Regions from separate parts of the Homo sapiens genome. Here region 1 is linked to region 2. Evidence: chromatin contacts called from ENCODE Hi-C or POLR2A ChIA-PET data. All regions are on one chromosome and are shown on one strand. The core of a region is the stretch at or near the end of the contact, and the rest is flanking DNA. Distances in the headings are between cores, read along the strand shown. Region 1 overlaps LINC02615 (long intergenic non-protein coding RNA 2615). Region 2 holds the start of LINC03140 (long intergenic non-protein coding RNA 3140).

The links. A loop is a pair of places that touch in the nucleus more often than their neighbours do. ChIA-PET counts read pairs that join two places held with the same protein, here RNA polymerase II (POLR2A). Pooled maps may share reads with other maps.
Region 1: a loop to region 2 is called in a map of endothelial cell of umbilical vein, with 6 times the contacts of the local background. The contact joins the enhancer-like site here to the promoter of LINC03140 in region 2. A Hi-C loop is called at or near these places in 69 of 168 maps with a recorded cell type or tissue (A673, Caco-2, Calu3 and 42 more), 37 of 37 single-sample maps with no recorded cell type and 43 of 50 pooled maps. POLR2A ChIA-PET finds 5 or more read pairs at or near these places in 13 of 52 experiments (A549, AG04449, AG04450 and 10 more).

What each region holds. Positions count from the first base shown.
Region 1 is chr4:128,450,639-128,456,529 of GRCh38, forward strand. All of the region lies in intron 1 of LINC02615 (long intergenic non-protein coding RNA 2615), which reads left to right. Among named protein-coding and RNA genes, the nearest start is that of LINC02615, 26 kb to the left of the region's middle. Within about 2 kb of position 3,798, at least 5 of the 41 ENCODE cell types and tissues checked have a DNase peak (open chromatin) inside an H3K27ac peak, as active enhancers do; they include adrenal gland, dorsolateral prefrontal cortex, endothelial cell of umbilical vein and 1 more, where a contact is called at or near this core.
Region 2 is chr4:128,566,783-128,572,477 of GRCh38, forward strand. It overlaps LINC03140 (long intergenic non-protein coding RNA 3140), which reads right to left and starts at 3,761. Exons shown (of 2, transcript XR_007058268.1): 1 at 3,443-3,761; 2 at 1,151-2,505. RefSeq lists an enhancer at 1-182.

The DNA.
Region 1 (5,891 bases), core at 2,548-5,047, 120 kb before region 2:
TGGGAACAGTTCAAAAAAGGACTGCCGAGAGAATCATTTAATTTATGCAAGGCCAGGGTTCACACTAAACAACCATGTGCCCCAATTTGTTTCACAGAAATGGTTCCAGGAGACCACTGCCATTTCAACCCCTGCTCAACAGGGATGAATTCAACTGCATCTTTGCCCACCAGTTGTATATGAAGACATTCTTTCATCCCTGCGGTTTAGTGCTGGTTGCTGCACAGGACTAGCCCCTGGTATTAGCTGAGGAGATCACCAGCAGAATGGGTCCCATCATTCCTTTCCACTGACTAACTGGTTGGCTCTTCTTCTTAGTAAGGGAGAGCCTTTATGATTAACTGTGCTAGCATGAAAAAACTCTAGTCTTGTAGGTAAGCCCACTATAATTTATAACCCCACTATAAAATATTATGGCTTCTCTCTATCACACACTTCAAAATGCACATGCTACAGTAGGTCCTTGTATTAGTTACCTATCGCTGCATAACAAATTATCCAAAACTTAGTGCGTTAAAAGGTTTATTATGTCCCAGTGTCTGTGGGTCAGGAATCCTGACATGGCTTGACTGAGTCTTCTGCTTCAAGGCCTCTCTCAAGATCTTACCCAGGGCTGTAGTCATCTCCAGGCTAGACTAGGGGAGGACTTGCTTCCAATCATGAGGTATTTGGCATGATTCAATTCTTTGAGGGCTGTGAGACTAAGGCCCCAGTTTCTCACAGGCTGTTGGTTGGAGGTCTCCTTCAGTCCCAAGAGAGAGCACCAGCACGAATGAAGTCACAGTCTTTTGTAACCTAATCACAGAAGTGACATCTCATCACCTTTGCCATATTCTATTTGTAGAAGCACGTCACCAGTTCACATTTACGGGCAGGGGCTTACCCAGGGCATGAAAACCAGAAGGCAGGAATCATTGGGAGCCACTTTAGAAGCTGCCTGCCACCATCCGATGTATATTGTCACACTTGTCCTTATAATGATCCTCCAATGCAGCGTTAGTCCTCTCATTTCACAGATGGGGCAAGTTCTCAGACTTTAGTACTTGCACCTACTGACACATTTATCTTTAGTGACTCATCGTGTTCATTCATGTATGCATTTATTCCACGACTATGATGTGAAAGTACAAAATATTAGGTATGCTACTGTGCTAGGTGCCAGTAAGTTTTATTCTTGGTAAACTATAGGTGTATACAGCATCCTAGTAGTTCTTCAATGAGTATTTACTGAGAGGAAGAACTGTTCATTATATATGTATATATATATATGTATATAGTAGTGCCTAATTTATTGTGTTATACCAATAGTAGATGGTAGTAGTAATTAGTATTTATATTATTAAATATAAAAATTATATTTTATGTATTATAAGAATATAATAATTCTCATGAGTTGTTAATCTATTTTTATAATTTTAAAATATATAACTGGGAGTACTCTTCTGGTTTTTGAGGGTCTAGGATTCAATAACTTCTGTTTCAGAGATGAATAAATATAGATGAATAGTGGTTATGATATAGACGATGCCCCAGAAACTGAAATGGAGAATTTCATTCCAGTCCTATTTGTAGCCCAAACTCTATGTACAAACTACATGGGAAAAGCTGACATGTAACTTGAGTCAGCTCCACGTTAAACACACATTGAGTACCTGCCATAGGCATTAGCAAGGCTCATCATTGTATTGCTGGTGAGATCATGTACAAAAATAATTTTGCAAATTGAAAAATACACATAAATATAAAAGAATTTTTTAAATTGTTTGTGCTGCTTCCTTAACTCAGGGAAGCCTACAAGGTGCCAAGTTCTGTGGTAAGTGCTTCTTAAAATGTTACTTAATCCTTCTCACAACTGCTCTGAAAAGCAAGGTCAGAGCTCCTGGTTGCTGGTGGTTCAAAAAGGGTTCATTTCTGTCTGCTGAGAGGGCTCTGCGATCTGTGAGTTCGTGGTGGCCAAACATAGGGAGACTTCCAAGTGAAACCCTCGTTGATGACATAGTGAAACTGTGAGTTTATTGAAGTGGGAATACACCCCCTCCTAACTTACCCCACACAGAAACAGATCTGTGCAAACATGCTTGTCCTTTTTAGGATGATACAATAACTTTTGAGATAATGGAAGATACTCTGGAATCTTGGAAGTCAGTGAGAGGAACTACTGGCATAGTAGTTCTTGACTAACAGAAAGGCAGGAGTTCTCACAGACTAGGGTTAGCTGAGAGACAGTGATTTGGCCATCTCCAACCTATGCAATTACTCAGGGGCCAAAGGAAAGACAAGCCCAGTTTAATAAAACCCAACAGCAGGGATGTAGAGAATCAATAAATGTTGGTTGATGTCCACAGGGCAGCTTGGAAGCAACTGGAAGACCTTTTACAGCTGGTTATTTTTGAACAACAATCTAAGATGTATAAAAGCAGAAATAAAAATAACTGAAGAAAGGAGCCCTGACTTGCTGCCTTGAAATCATGAGTGTGCTGTGGTTGATTTGTAGCTTTTTGCAGTATGGTCAAGATGACCCCTGATTCAATACCTCCTTTTCCTACCACCTGCCTCCCCTGGGTGGGGGAGGGGAAAACCGTGCTAAAATATTCTATAGAACCAGTACTCTAAGAAGCAGCCTCTATAGCAACCAAGCAGGTAGGAGGTAGCTGCTGTAGTTTCTATCTTTTACCTTTTTCCTCCAAATATCCAGATTTCTAAGGGGTGAGAAAACACAAACACCAAAAACATCATTGGAATTTTGGATTAAAGACAAGACAGCTATCTGTCTTGTCTCATTTTTGATACACCAGCTGATAATTGGGCTATATCTGAGTCTAAAAATAACACATAGTACATTAAAATAATATTCCTTGGCTACAATTCCAAAGTGGTATTCTGGGATTTCTGTGCATTAATCCTGTAACAATAACAGGATTTGGGCTTTTAACTCCCCTGGTGTAGCTTTGAAAATCTAGCCTAAAGCAGCTAATGTTGCCGTTTAAATCATCCTCTCACTATCCTTAGGGAAATGTGGAGATTAAAAAAATGACAGCCCAACTGCTCAAATGACCTATACCTGGGAGAATAAGAGAAACAACCTATTTCCTCTCAGGAACTGGGCCGATCAATATAAATATTTCAAAAGGACCATCATGCAATAAAGGCCTTGGAATTTGTATCCTACATCAGAGCACCCTAGATATTTCCAACATAGACCTATCAGGTTTTCCACAAGGGAGGGAGACATTGTAACAGTTGAATAACTGGAACTGAACTGGGTTGCACGTGTGTGAGCCTCTGTGTGTGTGTGTGTGTGTGTTTGTGTGTTTAGGAAAGGAAGGGAAAGGAGGCCATTATTATTGTGTATGTTTCTGGTAAACATTCTTTTTTTCCCCTACTGAAACTTGGGCGTATCCCAGAAATTAGGTGCTGTTAATCGTGTCAGCTAAAAAAAAAAAAAAAAAAAAAAAAAAAGCATGTTCTAAAATATGCACACAGTTCTAAATTGAAGCTCTAAATAGCTTTAAATTGAAGTGGCAGGAGTTTTTCAATGATACCATTAATTGCATTTCATTAATTGGGAAAAAGAGCTTTTGTGTAGCTGTGGTTATGATGGGCTGGATTTAATCAGTGTAGGTACCACTAACAGGCTGGCACTGCTTTCGGCCTGCAATGCCTTTGAAATTCTAAAATGGAAAAGGAGGCCAACACACTGAGCAATTATTTCAGAACAGATTGCCCGTTAACATTTCATAATATCACCGAAATACATCCTTTCTGGGACAGAGACTTGCTTTGGCTATGAACATCCAAGAGGTGGCAGCACCCCATGCTCCGTTGGCTTTCTGCATCCCTCCAGATGAGAGCTCACCGCAGAGGTCTCATCATTGCGTCACCTGAAAGCCAGTTAGGAGGGCGGAGGTGGGGGGGAGGTGATGGAGGGAAGAGGTAGCGTTTTGTATTTCAGTTCTTCTGGAAGAGTTCAGGAAACAGCTGCATGGATTGTTTTAAATGGACTTGAAAAGGTTTTTCTTTTCTTTTCCTCCCTGAAATCTACTGCCCTGTGCAGTATCTCTCTATGAAGACCACATGAGTGCACTTACGTGTTCTCTGATTCACTCCCTGAGGGAGGAAGGAAGAGTTTCAATTGCCTGGGATCCCCTGAGACCTCATTTTCAATTCTCTGCACTTGTCTTTTATAAACACAGGAAGGTGGGATGAAGACGGCATTATTGACAATTATTTTTTGAGCATGTATGTGGGCAGGGCACTGACCACATCATCAAGAATGTGACACAGTCGGCTGCTAGGATAATTCTCTTCTTCCCTAACTGTTCCTCCAGGTCCCCCATACACATAGAAATCTCATGCTAAAAATATTTTACACAACAAATAGCTGTTGAGATCGCATCAAACCCTGAACAATAAGGAGCAATATAACCTTACGTGCTAGGTGTCATGTGCCTGATATGAGAAGCATCTGGTGACATGGGTGAAGGAGTGTCAGGGCTGGTCTAGCCTGGCCACTGTCCAACTATCTGTGGAAACTGGCCCTCGTCATGCTAGGAAGTGTGAGGGCAAGAGCTGGAATACACTGAGGCAGCCTTGCTGTTGGGGGTTATTGGCAGCTGTTGGGGGTTAGAGACAGGACTCTCATGGGTAAGTAGTGTGCAAAATGCCACAGGAGGCTGGAGCTGGGCTCAGCAACAGTCTAGGGTCCAGCACAGCTCAGCTGTGGGCCTATCCCCATCCTATCCAGCACAGGGACTTGGCCTCTGTGTACACCACTACGGCTGCTTGGCCTCACCTTCAACTCTGTGTACCTTTTCCTTAACTCATTTCTTCAGCTTAGTCTTGACCTTGACACCCTCATACCCTCTGTCCCATAGCTTTCCTACATGGCACCTGCTCTCTGGGTACATCTTTTTAGCTTCTGGTCCCACTAACAATTCAGAGACTATTTTCCCTGTATTTCCTGGTTAATTTTGAGGGAAGTGTGGAGGGGGAAGGGAAGGAGGAAGGGAAGAGAGACTCATTGGCTGAGTTAATTGCATTCTTCCTGTCTGGACAGAGCTTTGGAGGCCAGGCCATCTCCCAGGGGATGAGTTAGGCTCTGCTTGGCCACCTTTGAGTCACTTTTAGACCTGTGCAGGGCTGTCCCCCAGCCTGGGCTATGGGCATGGTTGTTCCCTTCAGGAGGACCGTGGATGTGGTAGACACCAAATTTGACATATTGTCCCTTTCCCCATACAAAGGAAGGCTCAACGATGCTGGATATCCTGCTGTCAGGGTACTACCCTGGTGAGTTGCTCAGACTCTAGGAAGAGAGAAAGGAACCTCTTTTCTTCTTTACAAGAAAGCAGTCATGAAGCTTGGAGAATACACATAAGAGTGATAATTTACACTCAATCTTCAATGATTCCAGAAACTTGGGGAAAGAGGTACAGATCCTTCATTTGAACCATGATGCCATGTATTTTGCATAGCGCAGCTTGGTTTGGACTAGGCTGAGGGAGGGGAGTGGCTGAGTTAGATACCAGTCTCCTTGTTATAGTCAAGTCTTCCTTAATAAGGTCTCAAGCTTGCATTTTAATCCAAAGACAGATTCTCGAGTGCTACCTCTTGGTGCTACTTCTAGGCGCCATGACATATTCAGCAATGAGCTCCTCACCTGTTGCCCAGTGCATTGGCAGCATCCCTGGTTGATGCAGCCAAGCCATCTGGAGCAGGGCAAGGGGGGCACACGGGGTATGAAAGCCAGATAGCTGCCAGATGCTGCAGTTTCTTGGCTGTGGCCTTGGCCTTCCTCTAGTCCTTTCACTATTATGCTGAGGGCATGTGGCAAAACAAGGCAGGCCCCACGGGCAGCTTATTTGCTTTTGGCTACTTCCAGTTGAGCCACCAAG
Region 2 (5,695 bases), core at 2,511-5,010:
TATTTCCCACAGTTTAGTATAGTGACAAAGAGCATAAAGTCTTGAGTCAGATGACCTGCTCTTGAATTGGCACTGTTTGCTAGCTATGTGGTCTTGGGCAAATAACTTAAATCTCTGTCACTCGCTGCTCATCTTCTAAATGGGGATCCTGATAGTACTTCCTCCTAGGAAGTGTAAGGATTAAATGGTTAATATATCTCAAGCACTGAAAAGAGTGCCAGGACACACAGCAATCACTGTATAAAGGTTCGCTATAACAATTGCCCTACAGGATGTGGATTCACAAGGAAGCTGGAATCTGTTATAGAAACATTAAAAAAAAAAAAAGCTCCACATGTTTGCTCCATCTCATCCGTGGTGTGTAAATTTTGGACCCCATCATAGACAGATCCTTGGCTCCAATAGCATCACACCTAAGGCAGCGGCCCCAGGGGGTAGTATGTCAAAAGTCCTGCTTCATTCAGGAGGCTAAACTCAGAAACCTCAGCTTCTGAAGTCTGTCAATATGCACCCACACACCCCTCTTTAGAGTGATTTCTTTTAGCATTCAGGATGGTTTTCAACCCAGAGACAACAGGCTGCCCCCCTGCCTTGGTCTGACTGCCCGTTTTAGTTGCTATTCTTTTATCTCTCACAACTGGGTGAAGTTGCTCCCTGAATTTTTATAGCACTTCAGGAAGAGGCAGGCTATTGTTACAAGAAGAACGTTTAAGTATATTGTTCACTTTTTTTGAACAGAGATTGTCGATGTTATTTTTAAATTCTAAACCTTTGGGGGCAGTAAGAGTTTTAGGGGAACAAACTCTTTAATGCATAATGAGACTGGATCTGCGCTATTATAAAATGGGAGAGCCCTGGTGTCAATTGCCTGTGGTAGAGTGTGGCATTAACCAAACTAAGGTCAGGCTTCTATTTTAGCATGGGCTGAGGCTAACTGTACCCCCTGCTCCCTGGAGTCAGGCTCTCAGATGGCTGCCTATGGATTTGTTCAGGCATTTACTCATTGAGGAGGTAGTGGGGACAGGAGGAGAACTCACTATGCAACTACCATTTGCTGAGTGCTTGTCACATGCCAACATTGTACCGGGCACTCTGTATTAAATACTGCATTGGTTTCCTAGGACTGCTAGAACAAATCACCACAAACATAGTGGCTTAAAACAATATAAATTTATTATCTGATAGTTCTAGAATCTAGAAGTCTGAAAATAAGTTGTCAGCAGGGCCATGCTCCCTCCCAAGGCTCTAGAAGAAAAAGAAATCCCTTCTTTCCTCTTCCAGCTTCTGGTGGGTCCAGGTGTTCCTTGGCTTGTGGCTGCATTGCTCCAGTCTCTGCCTCTGTGACCACATTCCCGTCTCTTCTTCTTTGTGTCTTCTTCTGTCTTAGACACTCATTATTGGCTTTAGGCCCTATCTAGAAAATCCAGGATGATCTCATCTCAGGATGCTTAACTTAATTATATCTGCAAAACCCCCTTTTCCCAAATAATGTCACATTCACAGATTCTGAGTTTGGAACATAGATATATCTTTTGGAGGGTTCACCATTCAACCTACTGCCGATACCTCTGAAATTCTCACAAAGTCTGAAATCATCCATCATTATCTCAAAATTGAACTTCAAAAAGTTTTCTTCAGTTATTCAGGATTACACGTTTCGTAAGTGACAGAGCTGATTTAAATGCGGGATTGTCTGGTTTCAAAGATGTTGTTCTTTCTACTGTATGATACTAAAAACGACAACAATAATCAATGATCTTAGCTGGCATGTCCTGGATGCCTATGGATCAGGCACTATGCTGGTATTAAAAGTATTATTTCTAAAGTTTCTAATAATCCTACAGTAACGTCTTCTTATTCACAATTTATAGATGAGGAAACAGAGAGGCTCAGATGAGTTAAAAAGGCTCAAGGTCATACATATAATAAGCAGGAATTTGAAATCAAAGGGAAACCAAGTCAGATGACTTTAGAAAAATCTTCAAAGCACTGAGGAAACTGACAGATAGTAGGTTAGCAGCATTACTTTGGGCAGATGAAGAATTGGAAATGTCTCTTCGAAGGGCATTAAAAATTCCTGAAACATTTGGGATCAATTTAACCCTACCTGGTGCAGTGTGTTATGGGGCGATTTCCACACTGTAAGGGAAGCAGAGATTTGGGGCATTTGCATTTTTTTCTTTTTCCAGCCCTCAAGCCATTCTCTGTTGTCAGATCCAGTCCATGCCTTGACTTTGCCCATTTATAGAGGACTGTTTTGATGCTACAGAAAGCACGATCACTCTACTTTGAAAAGCATTTAAGCATTTTCAGAGCTCAGTCTCATTTCATTTTGCTCTTAGAACAGTCCCTGAGGTTGGTAGGGTGAGTATCATTATCCTCATTTACAGTCCAGGAGCCTGAGTTTCGAAGTGAGTTGTTACTATTTGCTTCACACAGAGGCAGAAGCAACTTGAAGCCTGACTATTTGAATGCAATTCTAATTCTTTTTCCAGAGCACCAAGCCTGTTTTAGATTAAGAAAAAAATTCCAAGAAAAAAAGGAAAAAATTGGCTACCATTAGCTTTAGGTAGGTAACACACACACATATTCTCTCTCTCTGTCTCTCTCTCTCTCCTGCTCTTTCTTTCTGTCTCTCTCTCTCTCTCTCTCACACACACACACACACACACACACACACACACACACAAAGTGATAAAAAGGTCTCCTTTCTCTTTTCAGTCTTGAGAATAAATGACTGCATTTCCCCACTGGTACTCAGAAGTGATTTGCAATTGAGAATTCTTTTTTAAGGGCAGAGGGCTCTTTTGTATGACCTTATTTTCCTTGTAGTTCCAAACAAGTGGGCTAAGCATGCTCTATTATGTCCAGACTGGTGTTTATAGTCTCATCTTCAGATGATAGATGTTACTTTATAATGCTAAACCTGATATTACACAATTCTCAACCCCTCTTCCAAAGACTGGGCTGCGTATGCCAAAACTTTATGATGACAAATCATAGAATTGGAAGGAAAGAAATGTGATACTCAAACTCTACTAACTCAGATAATATACAGAAATATCTGTAAGCCAGTGGTACTCAGTCTTCATTGTTGAGAGGGAGGCGATTTTCTAAATAATGTTACAGAGAAAAGAATTTAACCCAAGAGCATGATAGCCCACCAAAAGAATTCTTCTCTGACTGAAGTATGAAGGGTCCTTCTTTTCTCTTGAATCATTATCTCAACACAAATCTTCTGTGCCTCCTTAGACACTGTGGCCACTGTCCACTTCTAGGACCTTCAACTACTCAACCACCATACCTGCCCAACACAGTTCAACTGGCTGGGACTAATCAGGGACTTACCTTAGAAGTCCCCTTAACTCTCCACCCCTCAACCACACACACACACACACACACACACACACACACACACACTGCCAAGCCACCTAGTACTCACCTAGAGGTTCTGGCTCTTCCCCTCATTTCCAGGCTTGGATGAAACAGGAACACTATACATACATCAGGTTTGGGGTTTGGGGTCCCATGTAGTTGGAGCAGTCATATGATATAAACTTGGAAATGTGAAGGAGTTAATTCCTAGTGGGACAAGTTTTGACCAATGAAAAACAGGCAATGGGAGGTAGGTGGGAAGATAAACTTCTCCTTTATTCTTCCCAGAGAATGCTAGAGGCATGGTCCCTCCCTGCATCCACTGCAAGATGTCCCACATGCCAAGGGAACAGACCTGCTGAGCCTCCCATGCCTCATCAGCCAATGGCTCATCCCGAAGCAGAAGCCAGTTGTGCAAGGCATGACTGTGCATTGTTTCCTATACTCACTTCCCTTTTTTCCTTTTTCTGCAGCTTCCCTGGCCTGGGCTTGTGCTTCCCAAATAAAATGTCAGTACTTTAATCCTTGCTTCAGGCTTTTTTTTTTTTTTCCGCTAGAAAACTAAATGAGAGCACGCCTGATGGGTTGGTGTCCTCACTTCCAGTCACCGCCCCCTTTCCAATGGAATCCGACACTGAAGCATAAGTTGAATGTGGCATTTCCCTTCAGCGGGCTCCCACTGTCTGTAAAATAGAGTCCATACTCTATCATCTGGTGTTAATAGCCCTCTAGATTTGGTCTCAAAGTAATTTTCTGATTTTAGTTCAGTGATTTTTTAAATTCATATACCATGTTCTCTAACTAAACTGAACTACTTGAACCTTTTTTTATTACCCCATGTTTTCTGACCTCCATGCCCTTAATTATGCTCTTTCCTCAATCTGAAATGTCTGCACTTACATCTCCTCTCTACATTTTAAATTCTGTCCATCAAGAGCAAGCTCAAATGTCATCTTCTCAGATTAATTACCAATTCCTTCCTCTCTGCTGCCAGCCCACAAAATTTAATAATCTATTTTTTTGGAACCCCCAAATCATCTTGTCTGTGCTTCTCTTGTGGTACTTCTTACTTTTTACCCTATGTTATAGTATTTTGCTGTATTTCTTCTCCCCAGTTAGACCATAAGCTCCTTGCAGGTACATCTGACTGATTCATCTTTGTTTCCCAGAGGCCTGGCATGGTAACTTGCACATAATTGGTGTTTAAGAAAATTTTATGAAACAAATAAACAGTGGTCAGGCACGGTACCTCATGTCTGTAATCTCAGCACTTTGGGAGGCTAAGGCAGGCAGATCATTTGAGTCCATGAGTTCGAGACCAGCCTGGGCAACATGGAGAAACTCTGTCTTTACACAAAATACAACAATTAGCCAGGCATGGTGGCGCATGCCTGTAGTCCCTGGTGCTTGGGAAGTTGAGGCAGGAGGATCATTTGAGCCCAGGCTGCAGAGGTTGCAGTGAGCCCAGATCGCACCATTGTACACCAGCCTGAGCGACAGAGTGAGACCCTATCTCAAAAGGAAAAAAGAAATAAACAGTGTGCTTTTATATAAAAGCCCAGGATTGTGGTTAAAAACTAATTAAATTAAATTAAATTAAGTATTTCTTATCTTAAACCCTAGATCCTTAGTTTTTCAGGGATATACAGGAAAAAAAAATGACCACAAGGATGCTTCTATTTGTAAGTTGAAAGGTCAGGAGATATTAATAGTTTGAATGCTGTGGCTTTCTGCCTGGGGCCATCAAACAGAACATGCTGTGCATTTTGCTGACCTTGGACAGTTGGCTAAGATGCAGTACTGAATGATCTAACTTCTTAAGAAGTGACTAATCTACAAGACTTCTGAATCATTGTTCCTTCCTGAAAATGGAGGAAAAGTTTGATAAAGAAAAATTCCAGTCTGAGAGGATTGTTACAGTTTTTTTACAACATTGTAAAGCCTAACAAACAACATAGCAAAAAAAAAAGTATATTCTATTTAAATTTATATTATTTATAGTCATTCTATATTAATCACTTCTAAGATAAATGAAATCTTCATGGAAACAGCAGGCAAAAACATTGGCTGATTATTTCTCTCGTATGAAATGCTAAACTATGAAATTCAAATATATTTGGAAAATTCAATCATATATTTATTTCTTAATAACAACTAATGAACTTATAGAGAAACTCATGTAAAAATTCAATAGCATTTGAAAGGTAAATAAACAGCACTAATGAGCTTTATTATAATACTTTCCCACTTATGATGTATGTTTGTGACTAACATCTGTTGGATAGTATTTGAGATTAGGAAAACTTATTTTATTAAAAAA